Linked DNA regions of Mus musculus: all the other regions are linked to region 1. The links are chromatin loops, found by intact Hi-C in ENCODE. Cell type or tissue: left cerebral cortex. All regions are shown on one strand. Region 1 has its middle 5.0 kb from the start of Gm5493. Region 2 holds the start of Gm41543 (a long non-coding RNA gene). Region 3 holds the start of Zfp40 (zinc finger protein 40).

Region 1 (8,000 bases):
TTGAGCATCTCTCATTTCATTATGTTTCTTGTAAAAAGAAATTTGGAGGATTATTGAGCACACATAGAGACAAATACACTAATCAGGTAAAAGGGTGTTCTGTCTGTTATTGGAAAGGAAATTGTTTTGGGTGTTAATTCTATGGAGTAGCATCATGGAACCTGGTGTAAAGAGGCAGAGGTGTGACCCAGTGATGCTGGAAGCTATCCTGACTCAATTAAGAGTTTCTACAGAGATAATGCAAAAGGCAGTTGTAAAAATGAATGTATCAGGTCTACTCCTTTCATATCTTTTCTTTGAGTGGGACCCCATGAGTCAAAATAGCTTACCTGTCTGAGCAACGGTGGGGGTACTTATTGCATCCAGCCTACTCAGTGCTGGATTCATCACTCTCTGCTATGCCCTATCAGTGGACATCTAGGGAAATTCCCAAAAATACAGTCCCCTTCTCTCAGGCCTGATGAAATATTATGGGGCCCAATCTCAAGTTTTCATCAAAACTACAGTATAAAAACCTCAAAATATTGGCAAAAAAAAAGACACATTGATCAATGAAATGAATTGAAGCATACACATAAATATATAGGGCCACCTGATTTTCGACAAAGACACCAGAAATACAAAATGAAAAGGAGTAGCATCTTCAACAAATGGTGCTGGTCTAACTGGATGCCTGTCTGCATCTAAAAAAATGCAAATGGATCTATATTTATTGTTATGCCCAGATCATGGGGTCCCCAATGACTACCAGGAATCTAACATGTATGCAAAATCAAAGAGTCTTTACTCAAGCTCAAGCTTGAGCCCTCCGACATCTCCAAAGCACTGGATGGGTGTGGAACGTCCCGAGCTGTTGAAGCCTTGCCTTATTATCACCTTTACACTAGGTAGGACACTTTCCTACTTGGCAGTTACACAATTTTTTGACACTTGAAAATGGCAGCTTGGCACATTTCTACTAGCCAGAAATGATTTCAACTTTATAGGAATAGTAATTGCTAGCTTAAGCAATCTATTTTGAGGTGTTTTTTTTTTCCCAGTAACTGAGTTCAATCTAAGAGCAAGTTAAACATAAAATGGGGCCTAAAAGTAAAGTGGAGTTTGAACATGTAAGCAGGTCCCTTCACCTATAACCCAGTGTAACCCTCAAGTGCAAGTGGATCAAAGACCTCAATATAAAACCAAACAGGATGAATCTGACAAAAGATAGAGTAGGGAAGAAAAGTGAACACACTGGCACAGAAGAAGACATTCTTTAAATCACAAGGAAAAAAAAAGTAAGAACAACAATTAATAAATGGGACCTCAGAAAACTGAAACACATCTATAAGGCAAAGGACACCATCCTTGGACAAAACAGAAGCCTAGACAGTAGAAAAAAAGATTTTATCAATTCCACATCAAATTGAGAACTAATATCCAAAATATATAAAGAACTAAAGTAACTAGACATAAAAAATCAAGTCATCCAATTTAAAAATGGGTTACACATCTAAACAGAGGATTCTAAATGAAGAAAACAGCCAAGAAACACTTAAAAAATGTTCAACACCCTTCAGGAAAATCAAAATCACTTTGAGAACCGATTTTGTACTTGTCAAAATAGGCAAAGATTAGTAATACAATAAAAGCTCATGCTGGAGAGGATATGGAGCAATAGAAACACTCCTCCGTTGTTGGAGGGAGTGAGATCTTCTACAAAAACTAAGGAAATCATTGTGGCAGTTCCTCAAATTGATGGTAACCAAACTACTTCAAGATCCATCCATACCACTCTAGGGCATATACCCAAAGGACACACCAACCTACCCAAGGACCATGTTCACTGTATCTTTATCCATATAGCCAGAGACTGGAATCAACCTGCATAATCTTCAAAAGAAGAATAAAGAAAGAAAATATGGTACATTTACACAAAAGAGTATTACCCTGCTATTAAAAGGATGACATAATGCTTCATATATAAAGAACTCAAGAAGTTAGACTCCCAAAAAACTAAAGCCAATTAATAAAATGGGGTACAGAGCTAAACAGGATTCTCAACAAAATGTCTGAGAAGCACTTAAAGAAATGTTCAACATCCTTAATCATCAGGGAAATGCAAATCAAAATGACCTTACACTAAACAGAATGGCTAAGATCTTAAACTCAAACAACAGTACATGTTGGCAAGGATTTGGGGAAAGAGGAACACACCTCCATTGCTGGTAGGATTGCAAGCAGGTACAACCACTTTCAAAATCAATCTGGTGGCTCCTCAGAAAAGTGGAAATAGTTATACCTGAAGACTCAGCTATACCACTCCTGGGCATATATCCAAAAGATGCTCCACTATATCACAAGGACATATGCTCCACTATGTTCATACCAGCCTTATTTATAATAGCCACAAGCTAGAAACAACCCAGATGTTCCTCAACAGAAAATGTGGTACATTTACACAATGGGATACTACTCAGCTAATAAAATTTTGCAGGCAAATGGATGGAACTAGAAAATATCATCCTGAGTGAGGTAACCCAGACCCAAAAGGACATATATGGTATACAATCACTGATAAGTGGATATTCGCCCCAAAACTCATAATATCCATGATACAACTCACAGACCATATAAAGCTTAACAAAAAGGAAGACCAAAGCGTGGATTCTTCAATCCCACTTAGAAGGGGGAACAACATAATCACAAGAGTCAGAGATAGGGAGGGACCTGACTGGGAGGGGGAGAGAGGAAAAAAAATGGTGGGTGGGGAAAGGATCAGGTATGGGAATAGATATGAGAGAAATCCAGAGGGTCAGGAGAATCAATAGAAATATGTAGCAGTGGTGGGTGGGGAAGAGACCTGGTACTTTCTCTTGGGATGTGAGAGCCTTCCAAGAGCCAATGGGGAAGACAGTAGCTGAAATGCCTAACAGTGAGGAGATACAAAGTGAAGAGACCACCTCCATTAGATAGACATGGCCCCCAGTTGAGGGATGGGGTTACCCATCCATCTCAAAATTTTTAACCCAGAGTTGATCCTGTCTAAAGGAAACACAGGGAGATTATATAGATAGATAGATAGATAGATAGATAGATAGATAGATAGATAGATAGATAGATATAGATATAGATATAGATATAGATATAGATATAGATATAGATATAGATATAGATATAGATATAGATATAGATATAGATATAGATATAGATATAGATATAGATAGATAGAGCGCAGAGGCTGAAGGAAAGGCCATCCAGAGACTGTCCCACCTTGGGAACCATTCCATCTGCAGACACCAAACCTGTATGCAGACACTACTGCTGATGCCAAGGTATGCTTGCAGACAGGAGCCTGGTATGAATGTGCTCTGAGAGGCTCTGCCCATACCTGACTAAGACAGATGCAGATACTTATAGCCAGCCAGTGGATTGAGCCTGAGGACCCCAATAGAAGAGTTAGGGGAAGGAAAGAAGGTGCTGAAGGAGACTGCAACCTATTAGGAGGAACAACAGCATTAACTAATCAGAACCCCAAGGAACTCCCAGGGACTAAACCACCAACTAAAAAGTATAAATGGCTCCTTCTACATATGTAGCAGAGGACTATCTTATGTGACATTAGTGGGGGGAGGGGAAGGGAGGATTTTGGTTCTGTGGAGGCTTGATGCCCAGAGAAGGGGGTGAGACAGCAGTGGGTGGGTGAGCACTCTCTAAGAGGCAAAGAGGAAGGAAGCTGGGGTGGGCGGTTCATAGAGGAGAGATTGGGAAGGGGGACAACATTTGAAATATAAATAAAATAATTAATTTAAAAACAACCTGACAAAATGTTTCACGTCTCCACAGCCACCAATGTCTCTGAGGCTGTCACTATGGCTCATTACAAAGCCACCAACTATATAAAAATAAGAAATAAAAAAAAGAATACAAATTGCTAAGATCTGGCCATTTTGACTGAGCAACCATAGTGACAGGAGCCAGAGCAGCAGCTAAGGTTGTCCCCGTTTCCCCTCCCCCTTCCCTTTTCTGGCTGATCTCCCAGGCCCTGCATTACACAGTCCCGGTTCTGCCATGTCCCAGAAACAAGAAGAAAACCCTGCGGAGGAGACCGGGGAGGAGAAGCAAGATACACAAGAGAAAGAAGGGATTCTCCCTGAGAAAGCTGAGGAGGCAAAGCTAACGGCCAAATATTCAAGCCTAGGACAAAAGCCTGGAGGCTCCAACTTCCTCATGAAGAGACTCCAGAGAGAGGTATGGGACACCCTTATACTGTGGCACCATGGATGAAGTCTATAGAGGGTCTACTGCATGTTTTTCTCCAAAGTACTTTGACTCAGGAGACTACAACATGGCCAAAGCCAAGATGAAGAACAAGCAGCTGCCGAGTGCAGGAGCAGATAAAAACCTGGTGACTGGTGACCACAGCCCCAACCCACAGGACTTGCCCCAGAGAAAGTCCTCACTTGTTACCAGCAAGCTTGCGGGGTAACCTGGGCCCCTCTCTTCCCCTTCCTCACCCACTGGACTGTTATATATTGTAGGCAGGGAATGAGCACCTAGTCAGAGCTCAGCTTGCCATCTAGGGGAGACATTCTGCTGGGGCTTAGGTTGAAGAAGGGCTCTGAGTTCATTTCTTTGGGTAAATTGAAACTTGTACACTCTCATGATGGACCAGTAGAGACCCAAGAATAGGAAAGACTAGGAGTGCAGAGTGCTACAGCTTTTCCTGTGGTGAGAAATGTGGAAGATACAAGTTCTCCTGCTGGAGGTGCAAGTCCTTAGACAGGCTGTCGTAGAGCAGTGTCACAGGTTCAGTGTCCCAAAGCTGAATTGACATGCTGGGAAAGGCAGAGTGAAGGAGATGCTCTCTGTGCTTCTAAGTGTCTTGTCCCTTAGGCCTCTGTTCTTTGTGTTCCCATCATGGGTGTTTAGGGTACCTTCAAAGGAGAGGGGATTTGCTTGCTTAAAACTATATGACCTACTTAACCCCTCTGCTGTGTTCCTCCAACAGTTGCCGTGCTTCTAAAGGAGTGTAAAGTTTATCAGACATTAGCTAAAGAAAATGGTATCTTTTCTCTTCCAGCATGTTGCTTTTTGAAATACTTGGGCTGTAGTTCTTGTCATGCTCAACAGCACTGATTTGCGAGCTTGGCCAGGTCTGTAGCCTCTCTGGATTGATCCTGTTCCTCATCTGTAAATAGACAGAAACTCGTGTAGGCTAACTCTGACTCTAAAGTCCTACACCTGCCATACCCTTCTGGTCATCATAAAACCAAAATTGAGGCAGGCCCGTGGCTGAGCCTCAGCTTTGTAAAGCCAGAAGTACTATATGGGATGAGAGAGAGTTTGAGATTTAAGGGCCACAGCTTCCAACAACAGTCTCATAGGTATCATAGCCTTTTTGAGAGAGAAAGAGAACAGACCTGAAAAGGCTGGCCCTGGCTGTGTCTTGACTCTGCCCACTTTCCTGGGTCTGCTGTTGACCCTAGCTGCTACAAACCTGTTCTGGCAGAACGGATGGGCCTGAGGAGACAGGCCCACTGATGTGGCATCTTGTGTGAAGTGTAATCAGACACTGGTTGTATGTTAGACATGGAGGAAGAGGGATGAAGGGAGCTGGTTCCCAGAGCTTAGAGCTACTGCCAGCTGGAACAGCTGCTCCTTAGCAGATGATTCACTGGTGGAGGCTGGAAAGAAGGTGCAGGAAGGGAGGCAGTAGCCTGTCTTGCTGTGTCATCACTAGTTCGGCCTGGATCTTACTGAATGCCACCTGCTCGTCATGGGCAGAGAGGGCCAGAGTGAGAACGGCTCAAAAGAGCAAGATGGTGCAGTCTTTCTCCACTTTACAGATTGCAGTGTGCTCTTAGGGTGTCTGCTGAGTTTGTATGTGCATTAGGGGGAAGACATGTAGATATGCTCTTCTCCTGACTGGCCACTGCCCAGGTCTCAGCCATCATGCAGACTGGGTAGAAATAGGCTGGTGAGGAAGGAGTGGAGAGAGCAGGACTCCTGGTCTCCCTGTTCCCCAAACTCCTTGACTCTCATTTGTAATTGTACATAATTTTCGTGGTTTTGCTCCATTTTCTCATGTTGTCATCCTTAATCAGAAGTCCATGTAGGAAGGGGACCAAGTGGAACATCACTGTATAGTTTCTTCAATGTCCCAACCATGTTGTACATATATACATATATATATATATATATATATATATATATATATATATATATATATATATATATATATGTATGTATATATACACACACACACACACAATTGCTAAGACTCAAGGAAGTTTTTAAGGATTTGCTGTCAAGAGGGTTGGCCACAATTATAGCAGGTAAGAAGAGAAGCAAAACAAAGAATATCAACATTTGAACAAAAGTTTCAAAATACATGAAGCACTCATTGACAGACCTATAGGAAGCAGACGGAAGTCGAAGCAGATAAAGTTCAATGTCCACCATTGAGAAAGATGACCATGAGCGGCACAGAGCACTAGTAATGAGTAGCACACCTCCAGAAAATCATCCATACAACAGCAGAAGATGCACAATCTTCTCAGACTTCAAGCAGCATTCACCAGTGTGGGCATGTCACAACAAGTCGTCAAGGCCAGGTGGTACAAGCCTTTTATCCCAGCACTAGAGATGCTGGGGCAGTGGATCTCTCTCAGTTAAAGGGGAGCCTTATTTAGAAAGAGTTCCAGAACGGCCAGGACAACCTAGACAATGTGGCTCAAAAATCAACAGTAACAACAACATAAAAGTCTTCACACCTAATAAAGATTACAGTTTAAAAAATGTCTTCCCTAAGACCCTGGAATGCTGACATAAATAAAAGAAGAGACATAAAAGACATGAATACTGAGTTACTGCTAGCATGTTCTCACTCAAACATGTGAAGAAATATAAAAGAATGTTTTTAATATTTGAAATACCAAAATCATACTGACATTTTGAAATACAGAGAAATTCCTCTGAAAATTCATAAAATGAGAAACCAAAAAGAATTTTAAAAATTATGACAGAAGGATCAAACTGAAGGGTGATTTAAAAATATATTAAAACTACAGCAGTGCAAAACATTGAGAGCTGACAGGAAGACAGACGACAGCAGAGATCAAAGGGAAGGTAATATAGTCAGAGTTTAATACTAGCAGAGACATTAAACAAATCTTATTAAAATCCTGCTGGCATTATTTTAGGAAATGGAGAAATTAATCGTAAGAAAACTTAAAGGAACTACAAAACGCTCCAAAACTCTAAGAGCAGAAAAAAAACTAAGAAGCATCTTGTGTTTTGACTAAACAATATATTAAAATGATAACGAGGAAAACATTTAACATTGGTAAGAAGATATGGCCAGTGATGTGAATGGGACAGCATCCCTCACATACAAAAGCAAATTAAATTATCTTTGGCTCTGGGTATTAATTCTCACATAGAGAGTATTCTACTACATACAAAGGGAATATTATGATATTAGTCTCAGTGCAATTATCTAAAAACAATTGAAATGAAATAGGATCTGTCGAAACCAATTCCATGTCCTCTTTCCACTGTCAGTTGAGCCTGCCCACGCCCAAGGCTTCCTCATTCTCTCTAACATGCCTGGATCCTTTGCTACACCTTCTTCTCTTCACCACCCAGGGCTCTTGGTTCAGACTCACAGGTGAGCAGGCCTGCCTGAGGAGTGGGACACCTGCATATGGCAAAGAGTCTTCAGAAAGCACCCAGAAATTTCCATGCAACAAAAATATATGACGCCTCCAAACAGATAAACATGAGAGAGAGAGAGAGAAAATGTCACAACTAAAAATGTCTCCTTTCCTGTAAGGATTTGAATGTACTCTGTAAGATGTGAGACTCACTCACACAGAGCTCAGACACAAGCAGAGTCATTCTACCAGGAACCCCGTGGAGGAGCTGGGGAGACTGCAAGAAAACTATTGTCACCCACAGAAACCAGACTGCTGCACTTGTCCAAAGGGAGATCTCTGCAAAAAGCCCTGTCAGCAGGG
Region 2 (8,000 bases), 810 kb after region 1:
GTGGTGGCAGTTGAAACAACGGCGGACCTCGAAGCGCTCAGTGATAAGAAAGTTATGTTTTAGATAATCCTATAGAAGCAAATTCCAGGACCGTATACGCCAAAATAATCAACTTTTCCAGTCTCCCTTCACAACCTACAAAGTGTGAAACAGCCTCAGGTCCACAATCCGAGGTCCCCTCGGTCTTGGCCTTGGTTACGGGCAGCAAGGGTGGGATCGTTTGCCCGCGCAGCTGCTCGCTGTCTGGACGCCGAGGTCATTCCCGACGATTAGACGGAGTCCCTAGGAGTCAAGGGGTGGCTGCGTGGAGGGTCCTTGCCACGCAGCAGCGCCAGAGCTCAGTAAATGTCAGGTGAGTGCCAGCTTTACCAAGCCCCTCGCCACTTCTTCCATTTTTGTATTCCATCTGCCCATCCCTGTCAAAATCAAGAAGGCTCACACCTTTAATCTTCGATGCCATCCTTATCCACACAGCGAATTTCAGGACAGACAAGGTTGCATAGATGGATTATATCTCGAAAGAAAGAAAAGAAAAGGAGAGGTGGGAGGGGAGGGGAGAAGAAAAAGAAAGGAAAAGAGTTTGATTTAAGGGCAACAACTCATGCATCAGGCCACCAATGTCCCTCCCGCTCCCGCTCCCGCACTGGGGGCAGTTGCTGTGCTCTCTCTCACCAGATGAAGGAGGTTGCCTTGAGAAAACAGGGCCACGCCCAGAGTGCGGAGACGGGTGGTCCATCCTCACTTAACCTCCTAATATCCAAGAAATCTGGGTTGAAAGTGCATCCCTTCCCTCGCGCTAGTTGTCTCTGTTATGATGTGCCTGAGGTCTAGGAGTCCAATCTAAATTCTATCTGCTAAAGTCCGCGTTTCTCTTCTCTCTGCTTTCAGAAGCTTTATAGGTCCGCTCCCCGAATCTGCTCCTCCTCCTTCTGCTGTTACAGAAAGAAACGGTAAGGTGAAGTTGCAAAAAGTCAAAAACGCCTTGGTACTGGGCTCATCCGGGATTTGAACCCGGGACCTCTCTCACCCAAAGAGAGAATCATGCCCATAGACCAATGACCCAGCATTGTTTCCCCTCCCCTCTCTCTGAATGAGCTAAAGTCACTGTTTACTTTTATTCTCAATTCTTAGGTTAGTCATTATCACTGTGCACAAGAACCGTAAGGATTCACCGGTTCACAGCCGCTATGGGATTTCCAAAGCGGAAGCTAGTCCAGCGACATAAACCAAGTTGATGATGAGCTGGCAAAATTTTCATTCTCTAAATGCCTGACAGAATACAGATGGGGTTACCTGTCATTAGAGTAGAAGACATTCTAGGCAGGGTACTGACGTTAGAGATCACAAAGGGAAGTGCAGACAGCATTCATTTTTAAATGATAAATGCCAATCAAAACAAAATACAAAACTGACAAGCCAAAAACTTATAACTTGGCTACATAGATTTAAAGTCCTTAAAATAGAGTTTTAGCCAGGCGTGACAAGAAAAACCTAAAATAGCAATACTTGAGATGTGAGGTAATGTGGATTAGGAGTTCAAGGTCATCTCTGACTCCACAGTGAGTTTGAAGCCAGCCTGCACTACCCTCAAAAACATGGAGGGCTTCTGGTGGTGGTGGCAGTGGCGGCGGCAGTTTGGTTTGGTTTTGGGGTCGTGTGGCAAGAAAAAGAAATGGAATCCTAGATATCAATAGCTCTGTTTCTCTCATCTTTGAGACAGATTCTTGTTCTATTCCCTGAGCTAGCCCCAAAGAAGACACCCTGCTACAAGTGTACAATCCCAGACTGCTCCTAAGTGGATTAGGTGAGAAATAACCAAGCTTTGAACTGGAGGTTCGCCAAAAGGAGGTTCCTTGTGAGCTGGGAAGAGTTTCAAGACCCCCAAACTGCATATTTGTCATCCTTGCACTGTGGAAGCCAAGGCTGGGGATCAGTCTAGGTTGCAGGGACCCTGAACTAAAGTTCTAGGAGAACCAAGCTGACCACCACACAGGCAAGAGGTCTTGTCCAATACATACAAGACAGTTCAGGTTAGCAGAAAGGGTGGACAGTTTAGAAGTCCAGAGCCTGGGCTCTTGCGGTTCTGCTCCACTGCTGCGCTGGGAACCTCTAGAAGGAACCTACTACCCACTTCCCACCCGGCTACAGCCTAGTACAGAACTGAGACTCCCACACTATTGAATTGTGGGATCCCTCCACCCAATTCTGTTTGATCAGACCTCAACCGAATCAACCTTTCTCAGAATGAGACCTCATAGGGAGTTGCGTCCAGACTGTGGAGCCAGGCACAAGGACAACCAAAAGTGGACGAGAAGCAAGGGTGTGTATGGGCTCCTTGGCCTAGTCTAGGAGTCTTGTTTAGTTAGAGTGTAAGAGGGTCAAATGCTGGAGAAACTCCCTCAGCTTTTCTTTCCTATTAAGGGGGCAGAGCAACAGGTTTCTGTCACTGAGTCCCTCCAGGCAACTTCTCAGTATGCAGGGGCAAACCAGCCCAATGGTGTTGGAATCCAGAGTGGGGCAAGAATTCACAGTGGCACTCCAGTGGGCCAGGTCCCAGGCTCCACCCACTGTGCTGGCTAGGCCACCACGTGCCAGTTGGGTATCTGCTTTCTTTGATCAGAGTTGTCAGATAATTCAGCTCCTTCTAAGGGGCCTTTTAGTATTCCCATAGTATTCCCATCGACTTGCCCATAGAGATCGTACCCTGGGGCCAAACCTTCCAGATGCAGACAAAATGTTATGGCTGAGACCAATGGAACCAGACTCCAGGGGAGTGAGGCGTGAATCCTATACATTAGCCAACTGGCTGAACTGTAACTGCGTCCCCCATTCTCGCGCGACCAGTGGGGCTGTTTGGCCCTGTTTGGGAAGAGTTAGTGGGGAGGCTTATTTAATGGCTGTTCCTTGCCTCCATCTTGCTCTCTAGTCACAGACACAGCCTCAACAGCAGTCTCAGCCGCCAGGCAAGGACTTCCCAAAGTGTAGCTTCTCTCCCGAAGTACAGGCTACTTTGGAGCCGGCTCTGTGGTAAACTCCCAAATTTTTATCCCCACTCGAGAGCTCTTGCTAGGGGCAGAGCGCTACTCATTTGGGAATGAATACAAGCATTTAAGGAAATGTAGGGAAGTAGCAGTTGTGTGGCTCGTTGGTCTAGGGGTATGATTCTCGCTTCGGGTGCGAGAGGTCCCGGGTTCAAATCCCGGACGAGCCCTGAATGGGGTCCAGTTTCCCAGTGTTTTTATTTCCGTTATTTTTAGAATTCTAACTAGTTAAGGAATGTTTCTCTGTTTATGTGGCAATCCCCGATGGCAAAACAATGACGCCTAACGGGAGACTCAAACCCACAACCCTGAGAATAAGAGTCTCATGCTCTACCGACTGAGCTAACCGAGCTGTATAACAAGCCTCTGGCCAAGAAGTCATAGAGACGTTATTGTTCTTTTCTCTCTTGGTGGAGAAAATTCCAAGTGGAAAACAAAAAGAGCGCAGGACCATCTAGTGAGGAACTCAGCCACATGGACTGGAGGAGTGCACGCGGGCTTAGATCTACCAAGGTGCGAGCTGAGCAGCCGCTAGGAGACCAGTGTTTGACGCACTGAGGTCAGAAATCTGGATAGGCACTCAAGGGCAACTGCTCTGAAAGGTAGAAGCTTCGCTTTCAAGCGATCACATCTTTTCCAGGGACAGGAAACTCGAGAACTGTTTTTAGCCAATGAAGTCCATGTGAAGGAGTGTAGGTTAGTGAAAATAAGGAGAACAAGGCGTATCTCCCTGCAATGGTTCTTAAAGGATGGGTCTCCTCTAGGCCTATGAGAGGCCTCTAGACCAAACCCAAAACCCAGCAGGTGGCCACAATTTCATCACCCACCTGCTATCTAGTGGGCGTCCCTTTAAAATTCATTCTTTGACAATTTCATGCATTTATATAACGTATGTTGGTCATCTCACTCCTCCATTTTCCACCCACTCCAGCTGGTTCCCACTTATTCCCGAAAGAGCCTCTCTCCTATTTTCGTGTCTGTTGTTTTGCTTGCATGCTTCTTAGTTTGGGTTTTTTTGGTTTGTAGCCCACTGAGTTTTAATAGGGCTGCTTGCATGAGTGTGGAGCGTGACCTCCCCATCCCAGCAACCATTAATTGGCTATAGCACTCGAGGAGGTATGAAGTCTCTGACTGGCTCCTTTTTGTTACCCAAATATTAATTATGGGAAGGCAAGGAGAAAATCAAGGGCTGGTATTTGGCAGCTTTTATAGCTCTCTGGGTCTGAGGGCAGTGTGTGGGGTCAAGAGCAGCCCCCAGCACCCACCAGTTCCCACCAATGGGGAAGCACCTACCGCTGCTCTACAGTCTCTGCATGGTCACAGCTCACTCTGCACTACTAAAGTACGCAAGACAAGACGGGCCGGCTGAGAAACCACATTAGGAGAAAATTTCGCAGCAGGATGATCCAAAGGAGCTGGAACACCTGACCAGGAAAGGAGGGTTTACACCAATCAAAGCACACCTCACATGCAAATGAATGCTTGCCTTTAAACCGATCACAACATTTTCTCTTTAGCGCTAATCACAGTGGTCCCTCTGCTAGATTACAAGAAATGTGTTTCCTCCCTTTCTGTCCTGGATGAAGATGCTTGCAGAATCACCGAGAGGCCTCCCAGGCTTGTGCAAAAAGACTGGTGCAAACAGAAACTGTCCAGGCTGAAGCCATGCCCTTGCAAACTGAAACAATGTGCGCTGTGTGATTGTCCTAAGGCTTTTGGCGCGTGTTACAGGCAAGCAGAGCTGGTGTGGGGGCAGTTTGGCTGCCGATCTGACTGGCACAGTCCTTTCTCTCAAGGAAGTTAGGGGCAGCAAGGAAAGTCTGGGAGCTGCCAATTAAGAATTCAAATTGCCCCAACCACCAATGTCTTTGCTTATTCATAGAAGAAAAAAAAAAAGAACATCAAAAACGGCACTTAAATTTTAAAAAAAGAAAGAAACATTCGCTGTGATTTAAAAATAAAACAAAAAAAAACCAAACAAACAAACAAAACAGGGCTTTAACAGTACCAAATAGCTGCCCAATATCCTAGGGGTAGTTAGAGCTCATTTATCTGTCTCAATTTTACCATCAAATAAAGTGATCAGTCAGGCAATGGGTACTTGGGCTTGTGCAGCCAGGGTGTCTGTCACTCGTGAGCATACAGACTCAGAAAGTAGCTGCTTTGTGAGCATTGTTCCGTAACTCCAGTTATGACAGTGTGAGTCCCCTCTGACTGAGTCTATTGTGTTCCTGCCTTCTGGCAGGAAGGATCTAGCTCCCATGTTAGATGGTTGTGGACTGGCCCTGTGGTTTGCCAACGATGTCTGGGTGGATCTTCATGATGTTTTACGAGTCCTAGGTGTGCTGGACAAGGTGTTTCACATTAATAACCCCAGCACAAGAAAGATAAGCACAAATTTGAGGTCAGTATGGGTGACATAATGAGTTCCAGGCCAGCCTAAGCTACAGTGTGATCTGTTTCAAAAAAGAAAGGAAGGATGGAAAGAAGGGTAAAAAGAAAAGAGAAAGAAAGAAAGAAAAAAGGAGAAAGTATAGACTCATCCCCAGTTGTGGGAAAACTCTTGTAATTAAGGTCAAAGTCCACCACGGCATTCAGAAGAAGCCCTGCTCAGGAAGGGCGTCTCCCAGATTGCAGTGAGCCCAGAGGCTTGTGGTTCTGCCTGAGGAAATGTCAAACAGCCTCAATTAGATTACAGGCTCAATTTCCTTTCTCCTGAGAAAACCTGTTCAGCCAGCTCGGGCAGTCCTGAAGTGCTTCCCAGGCTAATGAAGCATTCCAGATACCCTAAGCCCCCAGCTAATGTCCATCCTTGATGTTCCTGCCCTCCGGTCTCCCACAACTTTACAAGCCTCGGATCACCCTAAGTTGGTCAGCCTCCTATAGCTGGCCCCAGCCTGGTCATTCACCATACATATTCATAGGGCTTCCCAATGCCCTGTTCCTTGTCTCTGCTCCAAGTGCCCTTGAGGATTGAATTGGCCGACAGTCCACGAAAGCAGGAAGACCCACACTCAGCTACTTAGTGCGTTTAAGGTCTAGACAGAATAGGAGACTGTCTCAAAATAAGACAAAATAAAAATCAAACTGTTGGGGTCACAAAGCACACTATCAGACAGGGATGGTTTATTGGGCACATGTCCCAGGACTGGTCAGCCAGAGCCACGGTCCAGATCTGGGAACTAAGTTCAGACCCTAACGGATTTTTAAGACTAAAATCCACAAATGTCTGTTTCGTCAAGTTATTTCACCAATCAGGGTTTAGGGATAGGGGATTTCCTTAGGAACATGTTTGTCATACGTTTGTCCTGCTTCCATTGGATGGGATATTCAACTTGGCAGGGGACTTACCTTGTCTAATATTCATGTCCTCCCTTGTCTACCACGATGGGACTTGTCTGACATTCATGTCTTAACTTGTCAAACCAGGATGTCAGTTACCCACATACATGTCTCTTTCTGCCAAGTAGGATGTCAGTTAAACTTTACTAGGTCCCTACTTAAAATAGAAGTCTTATTCTGGCTACACAGAGAAACCCTGTCTTGAAAACAAACACCCCCCCCCCAAAAAAAATTCTTCTTCCAAATAGTTTCTTATATTGGTGCCGGTGTCTCTCTTAAGCTGGGGTCCATCTCAGGAGCAGCCTATGCCATAAAAGCGCATGCACAGGTGCAGGAAGTGCAGGTTCAGGTGGTTGGTTCAGGTCCAAGCTTATTGTGGGTAACTATACAAAGCAGGTCTACTGACTTCTATCATGATTGATTTCCAGGGGCACAGAACATAACAGAATATGTAGTTAATTTAAGCATGAGAAAGTTTCCTGGTAACAACAGAAGCAACATAGTAACGTACAAAATGAAAGGCTTAGACAGGTAACAGTTACCTAGGCCCCACAAACAACAACAAAACAACATCTGGACTACTTTAAATAATTTTCCCCAAATATACATGTATAGGTTGGGTACAGTGGTGCATGCATTTAATCCTAGCATTCAAGAGGAAAAGGAAGATGGTCCTCTATGAGTTAGAGAGTCAGGGCAGAGTGACAGGATTCAAGGCCCTGTAACAAGCTTTTATCTATTGATACCGCATCCCAGAATCCATCTGAGTCTTGTGTGATACAGGCTGGTACAGGCCCTTGGGCTGCCTTCCCCTAGTGACTGGGTCTGATTTAGATGTGTGTGTTGCAGACTATTTGATCACCTTGTGAAGCCAGATGTGGTGAACTAGAAAAACCTGTTTCCTGATGTGATGTGGCTCAGCCCTAGCCCACACCTTAACCCAAGAGTTTTCTGTAAACAAGAGCTAAATAGAGTCAACAATAAGTCAAAGGCCAAATAAATAAAGTCAAAGCCAAGCAAGCAATCAGTTGACAGGGAGTGAACTAAGAAAACCCAGGAAAGAGAACGGAGAGACTGAGTTGGAGGGTACTTACGGCAGCATGGAGGAGGAGCGGGAGCTTTGCCTTCTGGGACATTGGTGGAGTAGAAAGGGCAGCTGGGTGCTTTCTCTGTCTCTCTGAGCTAGCAGGATTTCATCCCAGCATCTGGCTCCCAAGCCTTCATTGGTAAAATCAAACGTATGTACCATTCCCCTCTCTCCCCCTATACCAGGCCACTAGCTGGGTGGACAAAGTCAGTGTCCTAAGCATGTTAATGTCAGAAACAGAGGGACACATTTGGTTTGCCTTTCCACAATGTCAGAATTTATTGAGTAACAATAAATTCACAATCTACAATTTTCCAAGTAGTCCTGATTTGACTAGATACCTGATTTTTTTTTTCCTGGTTTTAGAGCTTTATTGTAGGACGGTAGGGAGAAAGAAGGTAGAAAGAGGGAGGCCGTCCATGGCCGAGTGGGGGCGTGGGGGGAGAGAGAGGAGGGCTAGAGATGAGAGTAAGGAAGGTGAGAGCTTAAAGAGCTAGATACCTGATTATTGCACCACCACGCTTGCCTTA
Region 3 (8,000 bases), 460 kb after region 1:
TTTAAAATCATTGATATAACCATCTAATTAGAAGTTTTACACTCCCTGTTAATTAACTAAAACTGAACAGGAAAAAAAAATTAAAAGAAAATCTGAAGAAAGCAAAGGAAAAAACTAAGCAGAAAAGACCTCTAAAATGAAATCTGAATTCACTGAAGGAATTAGGAATTGAAGGAATTGAGGAATTGTCACAAGATGAGAAAACCTTGCATGGACATGGAATGGGACATATTATTATGAAAATAACAGTGTTAAAAGATTTATATGACTAACTCAAAATCCATAGCAATGTCCCCATGAATTACTTCATATATATATATACAGAGAGAGAGAGAGAGAGAGAGGCTTCTATAAATTTACACAGAAGCACAAAGACCTTAAGAGTACAGAGCAACCCCAGACACAGAGCAAAGCTTGATTTATACAGCTGTGATTTCAAATGATCCTGTAATCCTACAGGTGCAAAGGCACCATGGGAGTCACAGAAGAGGATCCACCATATCCAGCAGGTGACTTTCACCAAAACAACAAAATGATACTCTATAGACAGTCTCATCAACCAAAGATAAACAGAAAAGTATCTACTTTTAAAAGAAAGAAACTGAGTCCTGTTCAATGAATTGTGAAATGTGCAGAGTAACACAATGGAAAACAAGTCCATATATGGACATAGGGACCTAGTTTCTGAATAGAACTACAAATTAATAGGACACAAGAGCAAAAAGCAACAAACAGGACTGCATACAATTAAAAACTTGCATTGAAATGGTATGAAGAAAGAGCCTACAGAATGGATTAATTTATTAGCAAACTTTCTTAGTACAATATACAAATACAGAATTTATGAAGAATTTTTCAAAAGCAAATAAATAATATTATAATCAATAAATAAGGATGAAAATTAGAGCAAGTTAAAAAGCAATTAAAACAGCTTAAATGTACATAGCACATACTCCACAGATTTAGCCAAGAAGAAAATGACCATCTAATATACACTCGGGTCTCTTCTCTGTCTAATCTACCCTTAAGGTTCTAACCAATAACAAAAGCTGGAGACAATGCAGGAAAAAGGACACAGAGATACAATGTCAGTGGGAATCTAAGTCACTGCAGCCACCAGGCAAGTCAGTGGACAGCTTCTTGAACAACCAAACATGGAAAAAGAGAAAACCTAGACAAGATACTACTCACATTTATAAAGGAAATACTGCAAAATATCAACAACAAAGAAAGGAGCAGAGGAAGAGGAAAAGAGACATAAGAAATAGAGAAAAATTAACAAAATGGTTTGTTTATATTTAGTTTCAGTGATTTCTTGAAATGCACGTGGATACTGATCCCCAAACCAAATATGAAAATAGAATATTGCTTCAAAAAAACAAAACAAAACCCCAAACACCCTAATATACATAGTATATATAAATAAATAAACATATATATACATAGCATATATATATGTGTATAGAACATATGTATTAATATCTACTCTATAGAATCTATATATGTGCTTTCATATACTTTCCATAAATATACATGTGTATGTGTATATACGAATATATATGTATATATACACACAAACATGTATATATACATAGATATGTATTATACACACACATATATACACATATTACTTCAAAAAGAAGAACACAGAATGCTAAGAGTCAAGGAAGTTTTTAAAAAGGTATGCTATAAAGAACATTTGTTATAATTATGTCAGGTAAGGGATAAAGTCAAATCTAACAACTTACAAAACAAAACTATTAACAAATGATCAAATGGTCCATTTCCAGAAAGTGATGTGCTCAATTTGCATTTCACAATACAAACTTTTCAAATACAATGACAGAACGGTAGAAGCAAATAAACAGTGATGCAGGGAAGCTCCAATGTCCACCATTCAGTGATGTGGAACATTAGTGGAAGACAACCAATGAAAAGCACAGAAAACCAAGAATACTTAGGCCTCCAGAGAATCATGAACACAACAGCAGAAGACACAACAGTCTTCTCAATCTTCAAGTAGCATGCTCCACTGTGGCCATGCCTTAGGACAAGTCTTCCAACCTAGGAGTGATCAATGTTTAATAAGTGTCTTCTCTAAGAACCTGGAATGCTGACATCAACAGCAGATAGAAAATGGAAGAAGCCATGTGACTCAATGAAAGTGTGTTCAAACACGAGAAGACACACAAAAGAATATTTATATTCTGTAAAGATTCTAAGTAACCTGAACGAAGATTCCACAGGCATTTTTCACAGAAATAGAGAAAATCTTTCTAAAATTTATAAAACTGTGAGAAACCACAAAGACTTCAAAAAATTATGAAAGAAGGCTCAAACCCAGAGGTGATTTCAAACTATATATAAAAATTATAGCTACACAAACCCTGACTAGTTAACACAGAGATGGATGACAGAGATGTCAATGGAAAGGCAATGTAGTCAGAGTTTAATACTCTGCACAGGTTTTAAGCAAATCTTATTGAAACCTGGCTGACGTTATTTTAGGAAATGGAGAAATTAATCCTAAAAGACACAGAACCTGAAGGAACTACAAAATGTTTCATGAACTCTGAGAACAGAAAAAAAAAAAAAAAAAACAAGAGGCATCAATGGTTCTAACTAAACACTACATTAAAATTATAGTAACAAAACCTGGTAATATTGGTATGAAGACACAACCAGAGCTGTGACTAGGAGAGGGAAGCCATTACTCACATGCAACGTCAAATAAAATTTTATTTGCCTCAGAGTATTAATACATAGAGAGCCTTCAAACACCTATGATAGGATAAGCCTGAGACTATTCTCAGTGCAACTCCTTTCTAATTTAATAGAATGTGGCGAAACCAATCTCATGTCCTGTTTTTACTGTCACTTGGGCTCCTCCCGATCCCTTGCTCAATCCCTCTACCATACCTGGATCCTTTGCTACAGTTTCCTCTCTTCACCATCCAGGGCTCTTTGCTCTGCTTCACAGGTAAGCAGGACTGGCTGAGGAGTGTGAGATCTGCATGCGAGAAAGATATTCCTCAGAGAGTAACTGGAACTTTTCATGAAAGAAAACGGAAAGATGCTCACACCTGTCAAAAGAATATACTTGAAGGAAGGAGAAAATATCATGAAAAATGCCTGTCGTTCTCTAAGGATTTCACTTTACTCTGTGAGATGTAAGACTAATCACACACATAGTGTAGTTTTCCCAGCACCTTGAGGAAGAACAAGGAAGACTGCAAGAAAACTATTCTCACCTAGAGAAACCAGACTGCTATACTTCTCCAACTGGAGATCTCTGTAAAAGCCCCGTGAGTAAGGTCTAGGCCTTCACATTCCTCCTGCACCAAGTCCACCTTCACAGCCTTGAAGATCAACAGATCCTTAAATAAAAAAGTAAAACAAACAGTGACAAAAAGCAGACAACAGTTTGGCCACATGTGCAAGGGCAGAGTGCTTTTTGTGAAACAAGGAGTCATTCATTACTCTGATTCCAGTGAGCGAATACAATTATTGAAACGATGCTTTCTAATTTTAGTTTTAATCTAAACTGAGTTTGCTGACTATAAAATCATGATTACACATTTCTGAATTGTGTATTTACACTCCAAATACTGTATTTATAGAGTGCTTACATCTCAAGACAGAAAATTAACAGGGAGTAAAATTTGCTTAGTAAACATTAATGTTTACAGCAGTAACTTTGGCATTTAATAAAGTACTGCTATGGGTAGCTGGCCAGAGATGACCACTCAAACAGTTTATAGCCCACTCAAAGTCTTTATTCCAGCCGGTTGAGACCACACCCAAGTGTTCAGGGACCTAAGTGTTTCTGTGAATGTCCAAAACATAGGGGTTTTAAGGGCAGGGACCTCATCCAGGCATCTTGCATAGCAGCTGCTGGGGCCATTCTGCAGAGTAAGTAGTTTGAAGCAAGCAGTTTTTAACAGTAGCTAAAATAGGAGGTTAGCCATCCTGATGGGAGGTTCCAGCACACCAGCAGCTAGGATCTAAGGTTGACTGGAAGAGGTTACTCAAAAACTTTAATCAATGGCTAAGTATGGTAGGTTAGCTAGGACATCCTGACCTAGAATAGAGTTGGGTCGTTTTTTTCATGGGATTCTCCATCAAGAAAATAATTTTTTAGTTAACCCTGGAAACGGTCTCAGCAGGAATACAACAAGATGGAGGAACCGCTACACTGTTTTGCTCTGTCACAGTGTATATTCTGATTCTATCAAATCTGCACTGGTTCTTCATGCGACTAGTATCTACAAAGCTTTCTGCTGTGCTTAGTCCCAGGGGCAAAGGACAATCTCTGAAATAGGCAAGTAGTAGAACACAGAAGTTAGAAAAAAGCATGCATGAATTTAAATTCCAGCAGCTTTGTAACTATTACAAAGCAATGAGAAGCCTGCTTGCAGACAACAGATGATGCAAATGCTCTAGCAGATTATTTTATGAAAATATTCTGGCCAGCATAAGATAAATGCAAAAATGACGATAAACCCCTGTTCATATGATTTCAATCTTCCCGACAATGGTAGGCTATCCATGGTTAAAAGATTATCTACTACAGAATTGTGAGAGCGGCTTCCTTTGAGCAGCCTCCACCCTTGCTCCCGCCCGTTTCCCAGCCCCGCGGCTCCTCTGACCTGGGCGTTCTATGGCTGCCGGGCTGAGGCTCAAGCTACAGCGCTGTTGACTAATGACTTTCTCAGGACTCCTCTCGCGGCACCTGTGGATGCCTGGAATTTTCACGCCCTCCTAGAGAAGCCCGTGTCCTCCACCCCGGATTCCGGACCTCGCAGCTTCCCCGGTCCCTCAGTGAATGGTGAATTTTTCTGTCACTCTGTGCAGGCTCCTTGGAGCACCGCCCTAGCTCCGCCCACCACACGCTGGTTCCGGTTACGTGAGGGTTTTTTTTTTTTTTTTTTTTTTTTTTGTAAGCCCACCCCTCCCAAGCTCTTCTCTTTCTTTCTTTCTTTCTTTCTTTCTTTCTTTCTTTCTTTCTTTCTTTCTTTCTTTCTTTCTTTCTTTCTTTCTTTCTTTCTTTCTTTCTTTCTTTCTTTCTTTCTTTCTTTCTTTCTTTCTTTCTTTCTTTCTTTCTTTCTTTCTTTCTTTCTTTTTTTCCAAGTCTATCCGATTGTTTTCGTTTTTAAAAACTTCCTCGCCTTCTGATCAGGCGAGTATCCCCGCTCCGCGGAGGCAGGTCCCTCCTAGTCAGTATTGGACAGCCTGTCACACAGCTCTAGCTGTCAGGCTGCGCTGCACACGCTCAGCACAGTCCCACCCACCCACCTACCAGGCTTGCTGACAGCTAGACCAGAACTGGATCTAGTCCGCTGCACCCAGGTCTGACCCAGACCGTGGCTTCTGAAGTCTTCAGATAGAAGTTATTCTGCCTAACTTTTCATCTTGAGATACTAGCCTTCTGGACTACAGCAAAAAGGAATCAGCCGACACCCTAAATTCTGACTTTTGTTCCGCTCCCAACATTATAGTAAACCTAAGGTTAAAATGCCCTTGACCTAAAACAGACAAACAAACAAACAAACAAACAAACAAAAAACCCAAAACAAAACAAAACAAAACAAAAAAAAACTATAGCTGTGTCCTTTAAGGAAAACACTGTAAGTGGTATCTTAAAGATACATAGCTCAAAAACCAAGAGTCAAATTCAAGGAGAACAAAGCAGGTTGAGCATGTAAATGAACTAAAAAAAGACAGGAACAAAATGATTTGTTGGGGGGAGGGGGCAGATAGCAAATGCTGATGGAAATGAGGACGACTTAAGATATGAAGATTGAATTCAATAAGTAGCTAGAAACATCGAAAAAGTCCAAACTGAAGTGAAGCAAGAAATCAAAACTGCAATGTCTAATAATAACTCAGAACAGGTAGGAGACAGAATATCAGGCTTGAAGACAAAGTACGGGAGCGGGATGTCTCAGTCAAAGGAAATGATGAATTAAAAGAAAATACACAAGTAGCACTGTTTAAAGGCAGAAGTGAAATTTAAACTGTGCATCCAACACTTATATGAAATAATTTAAATTTTAGACATTAACAACTCAATCTGGAGAGCTTTACTGGGAAGCTGGGTAATTATTTTCATAACTATGCAAATTGGAGTGACACTGAAAAGCCATCTGCATCCTTCTCTCACAGACCTTCACTATTACCAGCCAAACATCTAAAATTTTAACTTGGGGGAAGACATTTGAAGAACTCGGGATTTTGAAAGGAAATAGATGTCTCAGGAAGTTGATGGTCAGTTAGCCCAACTAACAAACTAGAACTGAATTCATATCATATTGCACACTACGGCTTTCTCCACATGATGGTGACTTTGCCGTTTTGCTAATTCTCAACAGGGGGAAGGAAGGAGGGAGGGAGGGAGGGAGGGAGGGAGAGAGACAGAGAGAGAGAGAGAGAGAGAGAGAGAGAGAGAGAGAGAGAATTGTTAGAAGAATGATCTAGGATTGAAATGAAGTTCAGAATGAGAGGGTGCACTAAGTGAAATATATCATGTGAAAGGGACATCACCATCATCGTCATCGTAGATATCACATCAATCTGTACTTTCATTTTGAGTCTTCATTTTCTATGCTATGTAACACTAGCTTCATAAAGAGTCTAGACATCTTGTTTCCCTTTTAACTGAAGGAATATTATAAGTAGCTTCAGAATCAGTTATTCTCTGGAGTTTTGACAGAATTCTTTGATGAATCAATCTGTTTCTTGGTGTTCCACTCCCCCCCCCCCAGAGGGTGTACATTTACTACTGCTTCACTGTTGATGTTGCTTAAATATCCACTTATTTATTTATCTCATGTTGGTATAATTTTGGTATGTGATTTGAGCCAGGATATCTGTTTATTTCCTTTAGAGTTTCCAATGTAGTTGCCTTGAGGCCTTTAATGTCATTAGGCACAATATATGCTTGTACAGTCATGTCTTCTTATTAGATTGTGCAGTTACTTTGGGTACTTCTCCAGTCATGTTAGCAAATATTCCACTATAAATAGCTTTGGAGACTAGGCAGACAAATCTTCTTTAAGATTCCTTTTCACCTCAGTTAGAATGAACCTCATTTGGATACATAACAAATTCTGACAAGAATGTTAGGAAAGGGACGCTATTATACACTGCTTCTGGGAACAGAAACTAGAGCAGCCACTTAGGAAAACAATCTAGATATTTCTTTAAAATCTAGAACTAAAACTAGCATATATACTACAGTGTTTAGCCATTTACCCACAGATTATCTCCTGATAGTTACCTGCAATTCTCTGAGTACACCCATGCCCCATCTACATAGGCTAAGGAAAATAGAATTCGCTATTACCTGTTTCTTTAGATATTCTAGCTAAAAATAAATAAATAAATAAAATTGTCATAATTATCATGAGGACCAGTTTTCTCTGGTGTGTTCTGGGGTTCAAGCTGTGCTGGTATGATTGTGACACATTAAGAGGCATCCCAATTCTGCAAGGAGGTGGGAGCTTACACACACAGATGCAGAACTAGGGTTTTGTCTTTAAAGCACAGGGTTCTGAGCATGTTCATTTTTCAAATGACAGGACTATTTGTTTCTCATTTTCATAAGTTTGCTGTTTCTCTTGGGAATGCAAGAGAGAAAGAAAGAAAGAAAGAAAGAAAGAAAGAAAGAAAGAAAGAAAGAAAGAAAGAAAGAAAGAGAAAGAAAGAGAAAGAAAGAAGAGAAAAGGAAAGAAAGAAAGAAAGAAAGAAAGAAAGAAAGAAAGAAAGAAAGAAAGAAAGAAGGAAAGAAAGAAAGAAGGAAAGGAAGGAAGGAAGGAAGGAAGGAAGGAAGGAAGGAAGGAAGGAGAAAAAGAAAAAGAAAAATGTCACCATCTAATAGAATCTGCATATGTGTATGGATTAAACATATTAGTGATTAATTCTGTGTCACCAATAATACATCTATGTTGACTCAAGGAAAGAAATAAATCCTTTTTCCTTAGAGACATTTGACTAAGACC

Evidence for each region. Peaks named below come from ENCODE experiments on the same cell type or tissue, not always from the same donor. Only the 100,000 strongest peaks of a DNase experiment are listed, where the experiment ranks them.
Region 2: it touches region 1 in a loop (3-fold over the local background); 3 of 42 quality-filtered maps call a loop at or near these places.
Region 3: it touches region 1 in a loop (4-fold over the local background); 7 of 42 quality-filtered maps call a loop at or near these places.

What each region holds. Positions count from the first base shown.
Region 1 is chr17:22,730,913-22,738,912 of GRCm38, forward strand. It overlaps the pseudogene Gm5224. Among named protein-coding and RNA genes, the nearest start is that of Gm5493, 5.0 kb to the right of the region's middle. In left cerebral cortex, no CTCF peak of the experiment used is centred here; DNase peaks (open chromatin) are centred at 4,023, 5,645, 7,597 and 7,925; H3K4me3 peaks cover 560 bases.
Region 2 is chr17:23,537,776-23,545,775 of GRCm38, forward strand. It overlaps Gm41543 (a long non-coding RNA gene), which reads right to left and starts at 898. Exons shown (of 2, transcript XR_876659.3): 1 at 673-898; 2 at 1-416. n-TPcgg1 (a tRNA gene) reads left to right here and starts at 3,140; the gene lies at 3,140-3,211. In left cerebral cortex, no CTCF peak of the experiment used is centred here; DNase peaks (open chromatin) are centred at 954, 3,232, 3,852 and 4,747; H3K4me3 peaks cover 931 bases; H3K27ac peaks cover 753 bases.
Region 3 is chr17:23,188,426-23,196,425 of GRCm38, forward strand. It overlaps Zfp40 (zinc finger protein 40), which reads right to left and starts at 4,803. Exons shown (of 6, transcript NM_009555.2): 1 at 4,650-4,803; 2 at 3,252-3,377; 3 at 2,920-3,010. The coding sequence starts at 2,954. In left cerebral cortex, no CTCF peak of the experiment used is centred here; DNase peaks (open chromatin) are centred at 3,903, 4,237, 4,817 and 5,287; H3K4me3 peaks cover 2,428 bases; H3K27ac peaks cover 1,248 bases.